Regions from separate parts of the Homo sapiens genome. Here all the other regions are linked to region 2. Evidence: read pairs that join two places in POLR2A ChIA-PET (ENCODE). Cell type or tissue: Panc1. All regions are shown on one strand.

Evidence for each region. Peaks named below come from ENCODE experiments on the same cell type or tissue, not always from the same donor. Only the 100,000 strongest peaks of a DNase experiment are listed, where the experiment ranks them.
Region 1: POLR2A ChIA-PET joins it to region 2 with 7 read pairs; 12 of 35 experiments call an interaction of 5 or more read pairs at or near these places.
Region 3: POLR2A ChIA-PET joins it to region 2 with 7 read pairs; 2 of 35 experiments call an interaction of 5 or more read pairs at or near these places.

The regions. Positions count from the first base shown.
Region 1 is chr19:38,246,566-38,250,565 of GRCh38, forward strand. No RefSeq gene overlaps it. Among named protein-coding and RNA genes, the nearest start is that of PPP1R14A, 7.8 kb to the right of the region's middle. In Panc1, no CTCF peak of the experiment used is centred here; no DNase peak of the experiment used is centred here; H3K27ac peaks cover 1,035 bases.
Region 2 is chr19:38,354,412-38,358,411 of GRCh38, forward strand. CATSPERG (catsper channel auxiliary subunit gamma) reads left to right here. Exons shown (of 29, transcript NM_021185.5): 9 at 299-436; 10 at 2,073-2,132; 11 at 2,331-2,450; 12 at 3,867-3,917. Among named protein-coding and RNA genes, the nearest start is that of PSMD8, 18 kb to the right of the region's middle. In Panc1, no CTCF peak of the experiment used is centred here; a DNase peak (open chromatin) is centred at 1,774.
Region 3 is chr19:38,132,313-38,136,312 of GRCh38, forward strand. The region is part of intron 10 of SIPA1L3 (signal induced proliferation associated 1 like 3); the gene reads left to right. Among named protein-coding and RNA genes, the nearest start is that of SNORD152, 29 kb to the right of the region's middle. RefSeq lists an enhancer at 270-770. In Panc1, CTCF peaks have their summits at 2,457 (motif pointing right) and 2,705; a DNase peak (open chromatin) is centred at 2,499.

The sequences.
Region 1 (4,000 bases), 110 kb before region 2:
TACAGGCATGTGCCACCATGCTCAGTTATTATTTTTTGTATTTTTAGTAGAGACGGTGTTTCACCATATTGGCCAGGCTGGTCTCGAACTCGTGACCTCAGGTGATCCACCCGCCTCAGCCTCCCAAAATGCTGGGATCACAGGTGTGAGCCACTGCTCCTGGCCCCTTTGGGGCTTTTCTGTATCTGAAGAGCTGTGGTTCAGTGTTCCTAAGGGACTTCCTGCTGGCCAGAAATGGTGACCATAGGAGCTAATGATCAGTCCCCTCCTTACAATGACAGGGTTGATAACAGTGCTTACCATGTGCCTGGGCCTAGCGTATTCTCTGCATTTAAACCTCACAACAGGCTGGGCGCGGTGTCTCCCACCTGGAATCCCAGCACTTTGGGAGGCCAAGGCGGGTGGATCGCTGGAGCCCAGGAGTTCGAGACCAGCCTGGGCAACATGGTGAAATCCCATTTCTACAAAACATACCAAAATCAGCTGGGCTTGGTGGTGTGTGCCTGTAATCCCAGATGCTTCGGAGGCTGAGGTGGGAGGATCATTTGAGCCCCTGAGGCAGAGGTAGCAGTGAGCCAAGATCACACCACTGTACCCCAGTGTGGGTGGCAGAGTGAAACCCTGTCTCAAAAAACAAAATAAAACAAAACCTCACAATAATCCCTGGAGGTAGGTACTATTAAAATCACCTTCATTTTACAGATGTGGACACAGACACAGAGAAGTTAGGTGACTTTCTCAAGATCACACAGCTAGGAAGTGCCACTTGAATCCAGGCAGTAATCCAAAATCCATGTTCTTAACCACTAACCACTGTGGTGTGCCGTTTCCCAATTCTTTTCCTTTTTTTTTTTTTTTTTTTTTTTGAGACAGAGTTTTGCTCTGTTGCCCAGGCTGTAGTGCAATGGCCCAATCTCGGCTCACGGCAACCTCTGCCTCCCGGGTTCAAGCGATTCTCCTGCCTCAGCCTCCCAAGTAGCTGGGATTTTAGGCAAGCGCCACCACGCCCGGCTAATTTTGTATTTTTAGTAGAAACGGGGTTTCTCCATGTTGGTCAGGCTGGTCTCAAACTCCCAACCTCAGATGATCCACCTGCCTCGGCCTCCCAAAGTGCTGGGATTACAGGCGTGCACCGTACCCGGCCCTTTTTTATTTTATTTTATTTTTTTTTTGAGACACTGCTTCGTTACCCAGGCTGCATGCAGTGGTGTGATCGACCTCCTGGGCTCAATCCTGTGACCTTGGCTGGGATTAGAGACTTGAGTCACCCCGCCTGGCCTCCCAGTCCTTCACTGTAGCATTGTTCTCAGTTAATTGTATTGCCCTTTAGATTGGTTATCTCCACGGATTGCGAGCAATCATGAAGACCTTAGTATGAATTAGCCAATATTTTCCCATCACTGAACAATAGCAATTGTTGCTGTGGTTTAAAGGGACCCTGTAGAGCAGGAGTTAAATAGTTGGGCTCTGGAGTCATAATGCCTGGGACTGAAGCCCAGCACCACCATTTCCCAGCCATGTGACTTTGAACAAGTGACATCCCTAATCTGGGCCTCTGTTTCCTCATCTGCAAAGTACCCATTTTCCAGATGAGGATACTGAGGCCTAACACACGCACACACAGGACTTTAGAACCTGGGTTTTGAGCGCATACCGCCTCCACCAGGACAAGGAACCCAAACGAGATTCTGTGAGAGGGAAGTAGAAAGGGTTCTGCAGGCCCAAGTGGGGTGTTCTAGGACACGGGCTTAGGAGCTGGGATGTCAGCAGGAGGGACTTGCCCATTCTCTATACAGTGTGGAGGAAAGGGAGCACTGGAAGCCTTGGGTCCATCTGCACAGAGACAGCAAGGTCACCTGAACGGCTGGACAGGCCAGGGTGCTCCTGGATGCTCCTCCTCAGGGGGGTCTTCTCTTCCTCCCAGACTGGAGCTCAGACACCCGGGATAAGTGCTTAATCCTGGCGGGGCCACTTAATGGCACAGGTGGGGACAGGGCCCTGGGGCCCCAACTTCAGTCAGTGGAGGCCACGTGGGAGATGTACTTTGTCCTTGGTGAGACAGCCCAGCTCTGACCCTGCCCTGGTCCTAAGCACGGCCACAGCCCCACCCCAGCTCCTGATTATACACACCTGGGACCACTGGTCCAACCAGAACCATTAGAATGTAGCCGTGCCATTAAAGGCCATTAAAAGGCCTGGCATGGTGTCTCACACCTGTAATCCCAGTACTTTGGGAGGCCGAGGCAGGTGGATCACGAGGTCAGGAGTTCAAGACCAGCCTGGCCAAGGTGGTGAAACCCTGTCTTTACTAAAAATACAAAAATTAGCCAGGTGTGGTGGTGCACGCCTGTAATCCCAGCTATTCGGGAGGCTGAGGCAGAAGAATCACTTGAACCCAGGAGGCAGAGGTTTCAGTGAACTGAGATCTCGCCACTGCACTCCAGCCTGGGTGACAGAGCAAGACTCCATCTCAAAAAATAAAATAAAATAAAATAAAATAAAATGTTGAAATATAGGCCAGGCCTAGTGGCTCACACCTGTAAACCCAGCACTTTGGGAGGCTGAGGTGGGCAGATCACTTGAGGTCGGGAGTTCAAGACCAGCCTGGCCAACATGGTGAAACCCCATCTCTGCTAAAAATACAAAAAGTAGCCAGGCATAGTGGTGTGCCTGTAATCCCAGCTACTTGAGAGGTTGAGGCAGGAGAAATCACTTGAACTTGGGAGGTAGAGGCTGCAGTGAGCTGAGATCACACCACTGCACTCCAGCCTGGATGACAGAGCGAGACTCTGTCTCAAAAAAAAAAAAAAAAAAAAAAAATACGGCTGGGCGCGGTGGCTCACACCTGTAATCCCTGCACTTTGAGAGGCCGAGGCGGTCAGATCACCTGAGGTCAGGAGTTCAAGACCAGCCTGACCAACATGGTAAAACCCATCTCTACTAAAAATACAAAAAATTAGCCGGGCATGGTGGCGCATGTCTGTAATCTCAGCTACTCAGGAGGCTGAGGCAGGAGAATCGCTTGAACCCAGGAGGCAGAGGTTACAGTGAGCCGAGATCGCACCATTGCACTCCAGCCTGGGCAACAAGAGCAAAACTTCATCTTAAAAAAAAAAAAGAAAGAAAGAAAGAAAAAAAAGACAATGTTGAAATAGAGGGCTGGGTGTGGTGGGTGAATTGCTTGAGCCCAGAAGTCCAAGACCAGTCTGGACAACATAAGGAGACCTTGTCTCTACAAAAAAGTAAAAAAATAGCCAGCCATGATGGCTCACACCTGTAATCCCAGCATTTTGGGATGCCAAGTTAGGAGGATTTATTGAGCCCAGGAGGTCAAGGCTACAGTGAGCTATGATTGTACCACTGCACTCCAGCCTGGGTGACAAAGTGAGGCTCTGTCTCTAAAACAAAATTAGGTCAGGCACAGTGGCTCACCCCTGTCATTGCAGCACTTTGGGAGGCCGAGACAGGCTGATAATTTGAGCCCAAGAGTTTAAGACCAGACCGGACAATACGGCAAGATCCTGTTTCTTAAAAAAAAAAAAAAAAAAAAAAAAAAAAAAAAAAAAGCCAGGCATGGTGGTGCATGCCTGTAGTCCCAGCTACTTGGGAGGCTGAACTGAGAGGATCACCTGAGCCTGAGGAGGTCAAGGCTGCAGTGAGCCAAGATTGCACCACTGGACTCCAGCCTGGGTGACAGAATGAGACCCTGTCTCAAAAAACAAAATAATTTTTTTTAAACAATAAAATTAAAAAACATAAAATAAAATTTTTTTTAAAAAGCCACTACCCACTTCTGATGGCCCAGCTGCTCCCTTGGGACCCTCCAGGCCTCTCCATGCCCCAGCATGAAAGGATTAACCTGGGTTCAATAGGGGGCTTCCCTGATCCAGCTCTGGGGGCCATTGTCCTTCCTGACTGGTGGATGGCCCTGGCAATATTTGGTGTTTTCCCTGGCTCTGCCCCAATATCAATCCCTCCACCCATAAGTTCAGAGTCCTCA
Region 2 (4,000 bases):
ATTGCAAGCTGATATTGCCTCTGATTTGGCCGGCTTGGTCACATGCTAATCATTGTGGCCTAGGGAGTGCAAGGGAGGTGTCAGCCCAATCTGACCCTCATGGACAGAGTGTGAGCAAGGAGGATTTTCTCAAAGGCAGCGGGTGCCCTCTGCCAGGTGCTCCCTGACACCACACTGAACGGGTGCTTCAGCATGAGAGGACAGATAACAGGCTCACTAAAGCCAGGGAAATGTGGGCAGGGGGCAGAGGCCCCAGATCCAACCACCTGGGTCTGAGGCCCCATACTGACTTCACTAGGCAGTTGGATTCGTGTCCTGGCCAGCGAGTGCATCAAGAAGCTGTGCCCTGTGTATTTCCATAGCAATGGCTCTGAGTACATAATGGCCCTCACCACGGGCAAGCATGAGGGTTATGTACACTTCGGGACCATCAGAGGTAAGGGTGTGGGCCTCTGTCAGCCCCAGGGACCCCTCCATACCCTCTCTCACCTCCGAGAATTCTAACCTTGGGCCCTCACTCATTACCATGTGCCCTGAGGAGGGCCCCTAGGCTGAGGGTGATGGTGGTGGTGGAGGGATGCGTTTGTAGGGGTAGGGCTTGGGGGTATGTTATGTATCTTTCATGATGTACTTGGTTTTAAAGGGCAGAAGAGCTGGGCACAGTGGCTCATGCCTGTAATCCCAGCACTTTGGGAGGCTGAGGCAGGCGGATCACTTGAGGTCAGGAGTTCAAGAACATCCTGGCCAACATGGTGAAACCCCATCTCTACTAAAAATAAAAAAATTAGTTGGGCGTGGTGGCAGGCGCCTGTAATCCCAGCTATTCAGGAGGCTGAGGCAGGAGAGTCACTTGAACCCAGGAGATGAAGGTTGCAGTGAGCCGAGATTGCACCACTGCACTCCAGCCTGGGCAACAGAGTGAGACTCTGTCTCAAAAACGAACAAACAAATCCCCCAAAAAAACAAAAATAGCAGAAGCCCAATTCAAAAATAATTGAAGTACAGCTGGGCACAGTGGCTCATGCCTGTAATCCCAGCACTTTGGGAGGCTGAGGTGGGTGGATCACCTGAGGTCAGGAGTTCGAGACCAGCCTGGCCAACATGGCGAAACCCCATCTCTACTAAAAGTACAAAAATCAGCTGAGCATGGTGGCATGCACCTGTAGTCCCAGCTACTTGGGAGGCTGAGGCATGAGAATTGCTCGAACCTGGGAAGCGGAGGTTGCAGTAAGCCAAGATCATGCCACTGCACTCCAGCCTGGGCAACAGAGTGAGACTGTCTTAATAATAATGATAGTAATAATAATAATAACTTAAGCACAAAGAATTTGTGGACTTACATAAATGAAAAGACTACGGTTCAACTTCAGGTATGGCTGGATCCAGGGGCCCACAGGGTAGGTCATCAGGACTCCATCTCTTGGTAAGGTAGTGCAGCATAGTAATTAATTATAGCACAGATTCTGGAGAGAGACTGCTCCATCACACCTTCGCTGTGTGCCTCTCGATATGTAACTTGACCTCTCTGATCTCGTTTTCTTCACCTACAAAATGTGGCTAATGGTAGTACTAGCATCTAGGTCACCGGGTTGATATAAAGATTAAATAAGTTGGTTTTTGTAAAGGTCTTAGTGCTAGTGATGTGGTGAGTGTTACAAACAGTTTATTATTATTGGTCCTATAATTTGGGTCCATTTTTAGGTAGCTATTCCTCCATGGAGGTTAAAGGTGGCCCCTTAAAGCTTCAGACTCAAGTCACCTACTAGTCTGAGTCACGCCAAGAGAATGAAGACAGCATCTTTCCCATTAATTCTAACACAAATCCCAGAGTAAACTCTGATCGGCCCACCGTGGGTCACATGGCCAGACCTGAGGCATGAGACCCACAGTCTCATGACTGTGACCAAAGACAGACATGCTCTGATAGGCCAGGTGTGAGTGACGAAAGGCCAGAGAATGAGATCCCAAGGACGGAGGGGCTGGTGGGCATAAGGAGGGCAATCGGAGTTGGCTTGATGGGCTGCCAGACAGGAGGGAGAGGGCCTGAACATGAACCCGACCTTGCTCTGCAGATGGCCAGGTGTCCTTTGAGATGCTGCCCAGGCAGTGGTCTGTGTGCGAGCAGATAGGAGGTACTCATTACCCCGATGGGTCTGCGGTGGGAGGCTGGGGGAACTGAGGATGCAGAAGAGCAGGGGAGGGTGGCAGGGGTCATGGGAAAGAATGGGCAGTGTCTTAGGGAGGGGTGAGTTATGGGGAGGGGTACAGCTGGCACAGGACCAAGGCTATTGAGCCCTGGGGCGGCTCTGGACTGCCCCTTTCCCTCTCAGTTACCACCTGCTCCATAATTTGGTCTGAATACATCGCGGGTGAGTATACTCTACTGCTGCTGGTGGAGAGTGGATATGGTAATGCAAGTAAACGTTTCCAGGTGGTCAGCTACAACACAGGTAATGAGGGTGATGCAAGGGGCTGGGCACAAAGGGGCAGGATCCCAGACTGTGGACTGCATGCCCATCCTGAGGGATCTGTGCCCAGCAGACAGAGGGAGGGCAACATTACCTGTGTCACTCCTGGTTGAGGAGTAGCAGTGGAGAACAGGATATAGGCTTGGTGATCTGAAAGGGCCCTGTGGCTCACAATAAAGAGATTTTATTTTACCTGCAGTGAGAATAGGGCCCCTATGTAGATTTGTGCAGGCTGTGCAGTGCACAAAACCCCCAACCGAGGGGTCAGAGGAGACAGGTCCTGTGCCTTAACAGGACTGTTTCCTCTCAGGCAGTGCCTTTTTATAATTCACATGAAGAAATTCTAAAGGGCTAGGCAAGGGGCTCACACCTGTAATCCCAGCACTTTGGGAGGCCAAGGCCAGAGGATCCCTTGAGGCCAGGAGTTCAAGACCAGCCTGGGGCAACATGGCAAGAGGCTGTCTCTACAAATTAAAAAAAAAAAAAAAAAAAAAGTAGCTGAGTATGGAGTCGCACCTGTAGTCCCAGCTACTTGGAATATACCTGAGGTGGGAGGATAGCATAAGCCCAGGAGGTTGAGGCTACAGTGAGCTATGATCATGCTACTACCTGGGTGACAGAGCAAGACCCGGTCTCAAAAAAAAAAAAAGAGCAGAGCCAGGCGTGGTGGCTCGTGCTTATAATCCTGGCACTTTGGGACACCAAGGTGGGTGGAATGCTTGAGCTCAGGCGTTCAAGACCAGCCTAGGCAATATAGCGAAACCTCATCTCTACTAAAAATACAAAAATTGGCCGGGCACGGCGGCTCACGCCTGTAATCCCAGCACTCTGGGAGGCCGAGGCGGGGGGATCACCTAAGGTCAGGAGTTCAAGACCAGCCTGACTAACATGGTGAAACCCTGTCTCTACTAAAAATACAAAAATTAGTCGGGCATGATGGTGGGTACCTATAAACCCAGCAACTCAGGAGGCTGAGGTGGAAGAATCACTTGAACCTGGGAGGCAGAGGTTGCAGTGAGCTGAGATCATGCCATTGCACTGCAGCCTGGGCAACAGAGCGAGACTCCATCTCGAAAAAAAAAAAAATTAGCTGGGCATGGTGGTGGTGTGCGCCTATAATCCCAGCTACTCCATAGGCTGAGGTGGGAGGATCACTTGAACCGAGGAGGCAGAAGTTGCAGTGAGCTGAGATCACACCACTGCACTCCAGCCTGGGCGACAGGGAGATCCTGTCTCAGGGGGGAAATAAAAGAAAAGAAACTCTAAGGACTAGCAAACCCGAGTGGGAAGCTCTTTGGAGGGTTTTACAGGAGGCTGAGAAGCAAACAACTTGCTCCAGCTCCAGGTTTTGAAAGTGCAGGGCCTCAGGAGATTTTGCTGTGTTCTCCCCACCTGTAGCTAGTGATGACCTGGAACTTCTCTACCACATCCCAGAATTCATCCCTGAAGGTAGGAAGGGAAGGCAGACGTGGCCTCAGGGTGGCTGTGGGCCAGGAGGGGCCCAGGTGACTCCACTTCACTGCTGTGTCCTC
Region 3 (4,000 bases), 220 kb before region 2:
ACTTCGGGAGGCCGAGGCGGGCGGATCACCAGGCGGGAGTTCAAGACCAGCCTGAACCAGGCTGGAGTCCAAGACCAGCCTGACCAATGTGGAGAAACACTGTCTCTACTAAAAATACAAAATTAGCTGGGCGTGGTGGCGCATGCCTGTAATCCCAGCTACTCGGGAGGCTGAGGCAGGAGAATTGCTTGAACCCGGGAGGCAGAGGTTGCGGTGAGCTGAGATCGTGCCATTGCACTCCAGCCTGGGCAACAAGAATGAAGCTACGTCTCAAAAAAAAAAAAAAAGAAAAAAAGAATTCTCCTATTGCATTTGATTCATGTATCTCTTGAGGCTCTTTTTTTTTTTGCTTTGAGACAGAGTCTTGCTCTGTCACCCAGGCTGGAGTGCAGTGGCGCAATCTTGGCTCACTGCAACCTCCGCCTCCTGGGTTCCAGCGATTCTCCTGTGTCAGCCTCCTGAGTAGCTGGGATTACAGGCATGTAGCACCACACCTGGCTAAATTTCATATTTTTAGTAGAGCTGGGGTTTCACCATGTTGGCCAGGCTGGTCTTGAACTCCTGACTTCAGGTGTTCCACCCACCTCAGCCACCCAAAGTGCTGGGATTACAGATGTGAGCCACCGCGCCTGGCCTTTTCCTTGCAGTTTATTTTGGAAAGAAACCAGGTCACCTGTCCTTAGAGCTTCCCCCTTCCTGGCTTTAGCTGGCGGCCTCCCCATGGTGTCCTTTAGCCTATTGCTCCACCACTGGTATTTTCTGTAAACTAGAGTCAAAGATGGAAGCTTGCTTAGGCCCCAATGGGATGTCTTTCGGCCGCAGCACTCCTAGGTATGCATCTGTGAGAAGGCACTGCGTGCCTGGTCTCCCCCTGCAAGTGACACTAGGGGCAAGCAGAGGCTTCAGACAGCGGCACCTGGCCATCACCACATGTCCCCTCCAGTCCTGTTTCACAGCCCAGCAGCCACTGCTAGGCCCTGCCTAGATCCATCATTTCATGACGGTTTGCAGACGAGTGCCATCTTCATTCTGTCATTCCTTCTTCATATATTGGCTGGAATGCTTCTAAAAAGAGCTTTCTTTCAGTAACCGTTTAGTTACCCTGAGGTATAATTTGTACAGAGAAGACAAGATAAATACAGTTTTCAGAATAATGAGTTGGTCCCTAGCAACCTCCAGAAGTGACCAATGAGAGAGACGCACCATGTTCTCAGCTCTGGAAACAGTGCACAGAGGACAGCCAAGGCCTTGGCCTCATGGAGTGAGGCCCCAATGGGTCAGGGGAGACAAACAGTAAACAAGTAAATGAATGAGATGATTTTATATCACAGAGTGGGGAGGCAGGAGAGCATAGCAGGAGAGGCAGGCTGTCTAGGTTTGAATCCCAGCTCTTCCCCTTGTTACCTTTGACCCTAGGGAAGTGGCCTTACCACCCTGTGCCCGGTTTCCTCATTTGTAAAACAAGGACAATAACGTCCTTTCCACAAGAGCGTTTGTGAAGTTGAAGGAGATCCAACTTGTAAAGCACGTAGGACAGGCCAGACCCAGTGAATTTGTGACTGTGGAGTGCTGGTGGCTCTCAGCACTTTTGGAGGCCGAGGCCAGAAGATCACTTGAGCCCAGCAGTTCGAGACCAGCCTAGGCAACATAGCAAGACCTCGCCACTACAACAAATTTTTTTTTTTTTTGAGACTGAGTTTCACTCTTGTTGCCCAGACTGCAGTGCAGTGGCATGATCTTAGCTCACTGCAAGCTCCGCCTCCTGTGTTCAAGCGATTCTTCTGCCTCATCCTCCCGAGTAGCTGGGACTACAGGCATGCACCACCACACCCAGCTAATTTTTGTATTTTTAGCAGAGACGGGGTTTCACCTTATTGGCCAGGCTGGTCTCAAACTCCTGACCTCATGTGATCTGCCCGCCTCGACCTCCCAGAGTGCTAGGATTACAGGCATGAGCCACTGCACCCAGCCCAAATTTTTAAAAATCAGCTAGGTGTGATGGCACATGCATGTAGTCTCAGCTACTCAGGGTGAGATAGGAGGTTGAGACTGCAGTGAGCTGTGATCACACCACTGCACTCAAGCTTTCTCAAAAAAAAAAAAAAAAAAAAAAAAGCCAGGCTTGGTGGCTCATGCCTGTAATCCCAGCACTTTCGGAGGCCAAGGCGGGTGGATCATGAGGTCAGGAGTTTGAGACCAGCCTGGCCAATATGGTGAAACCCCGTCTCTACTAAAAATACAAAAATTAGCCGGGCATGGTAGCGTGCGCCTGTAGTTCCAGCTATTCAGGAGGCTGAGGCAGAAGAATCACTTGAACCCAGGAGGCAGAGTTTGCAGTGAGCCGATTGCACCACTGCACTCCAGCCTGGATGACAGAGCGAGACTCTGTTTCAGGAAAAAAAAAAAAAAAAAAAAAAAAAGGCACGTGGGACAGTACTTGGCCTATAGGAGGCGCTCGAGAGACACTGGCACCAAGATACTGGATGTGAGGACTGTAAAGGGCACATAACCCACATTGGATAGGGTGGTCCGGGAAGGCCCGAAGGTGAGGGCAAAGGCCCTTAGCTTGGAGACAGACCAGAAAGAGGACCTGCATGGCTGCAGCAGATTCAGCCAAGAGGAGGGCACAAGATGGGGTGACGATGAGTGCCATATTCACATATGACCTTGCTGGGCTCACACCAGGGCTGGTGTGATCTCTGCTTTGTAGACGAGAAAACCGAGGCCCAGAGTGAACAAGTCACTTTGCAGAGTTGTACAGCTAGTAAGCAGCAAAGCAAAATTCAAATCCAGGTCGGCCTGTCTCCATTATACTCTGCAGCCTCTGAAAGCCATCACGAGCTATTAATACACGGGCATGCGAGTGATGTCCCCACCCTCACCTTCCTGAGTCGTGCTTGCTCTCTCTCCACTTGGTGGGGGACAGTTCTGGGCAGGCCTAAACCCTGAACCTGAGGGTGTGGCCACCCCTACCCACATCCCAGATGGCTCAACCTCAGGACTCCAGTCATGCCCCGGGTGTCTCCGGTTCCCAGCCCTTTTCTCCTGCCACCTTCCTACCCTGCCCGGAGCCACAGCCCAGCCACACCTGCTTAGATCTCTGCAGGGGCAAGTCAAGGCCAGATAACCCCACAGGCAAGTGCCCTGGTGGCTACGCTCCTCGAGGAAGGACATGCACCCCTCTCCACACACTCCCACGGGTGCACACGATAAGCCAGCTTGCGCATCGCATGACTCTCACCCCAAACATGCAGGTAGGGACAAACTGAAAGGCAAAGAAAAGTCTGCAGTTCTCCAGCTTTGGGGAGACAGGGCCAGGGAGAGTGCAACCAGACAGAGGAGTTCTTCTCCCTGCCCTTTTCAGGAGGAAGACATTCCCTCCTGTTCCCTTTATAAGGCAGCTGCTGAAACAGGATCTCCCGTTTGCAGGGGTGGGCGTGGGTCAGGACTTGGGTGGTTTTTGTTGTTCTTCAAATGCAGAGGTGTGTAGCTGACCTCATTTGCAGAGCTGATGACCCAGGCTCTGGGCTTTCTCCAGCCTGTTGATGCAACCCTGGCTCAAATGTCTGTTGTAGTGAGCTCTGAGGCGAGCAGTGAGGACGGGATAGAAGTGCCCTCGCTGCCACCAGCCAGGCCGCATGGCTTGCACGCTGACCCCATGCTCTCAGACACCGAGGAGAATGCATGGGGTCTTCCTCCTACCCCCAGGCCACAAGGCTGGAGTTTTGTTTGGGTTTTTTTGTTTGTTTGTTTTAGTTTTGTTTTTCTTCTTTTTTCAGACGAAGTTTCACTCTCTGTGCCTAGGCTGGAGTGCAGTGGTGTGAGATCACGCCACTGCATTCCAGCCTGGGCAAGAGAGTGAGACTGTCTCAAAAAAAAAAAAAAAAAAAAAAAGAAGAATGCGTAAGAAAGTGGGAGCAGTGGTTGCTTCTGGTAGTTGAAACTGGAGGATGGGATTGGGAGACAGGGATGCGTGTTATATCATTTTAATCCTTAAAAA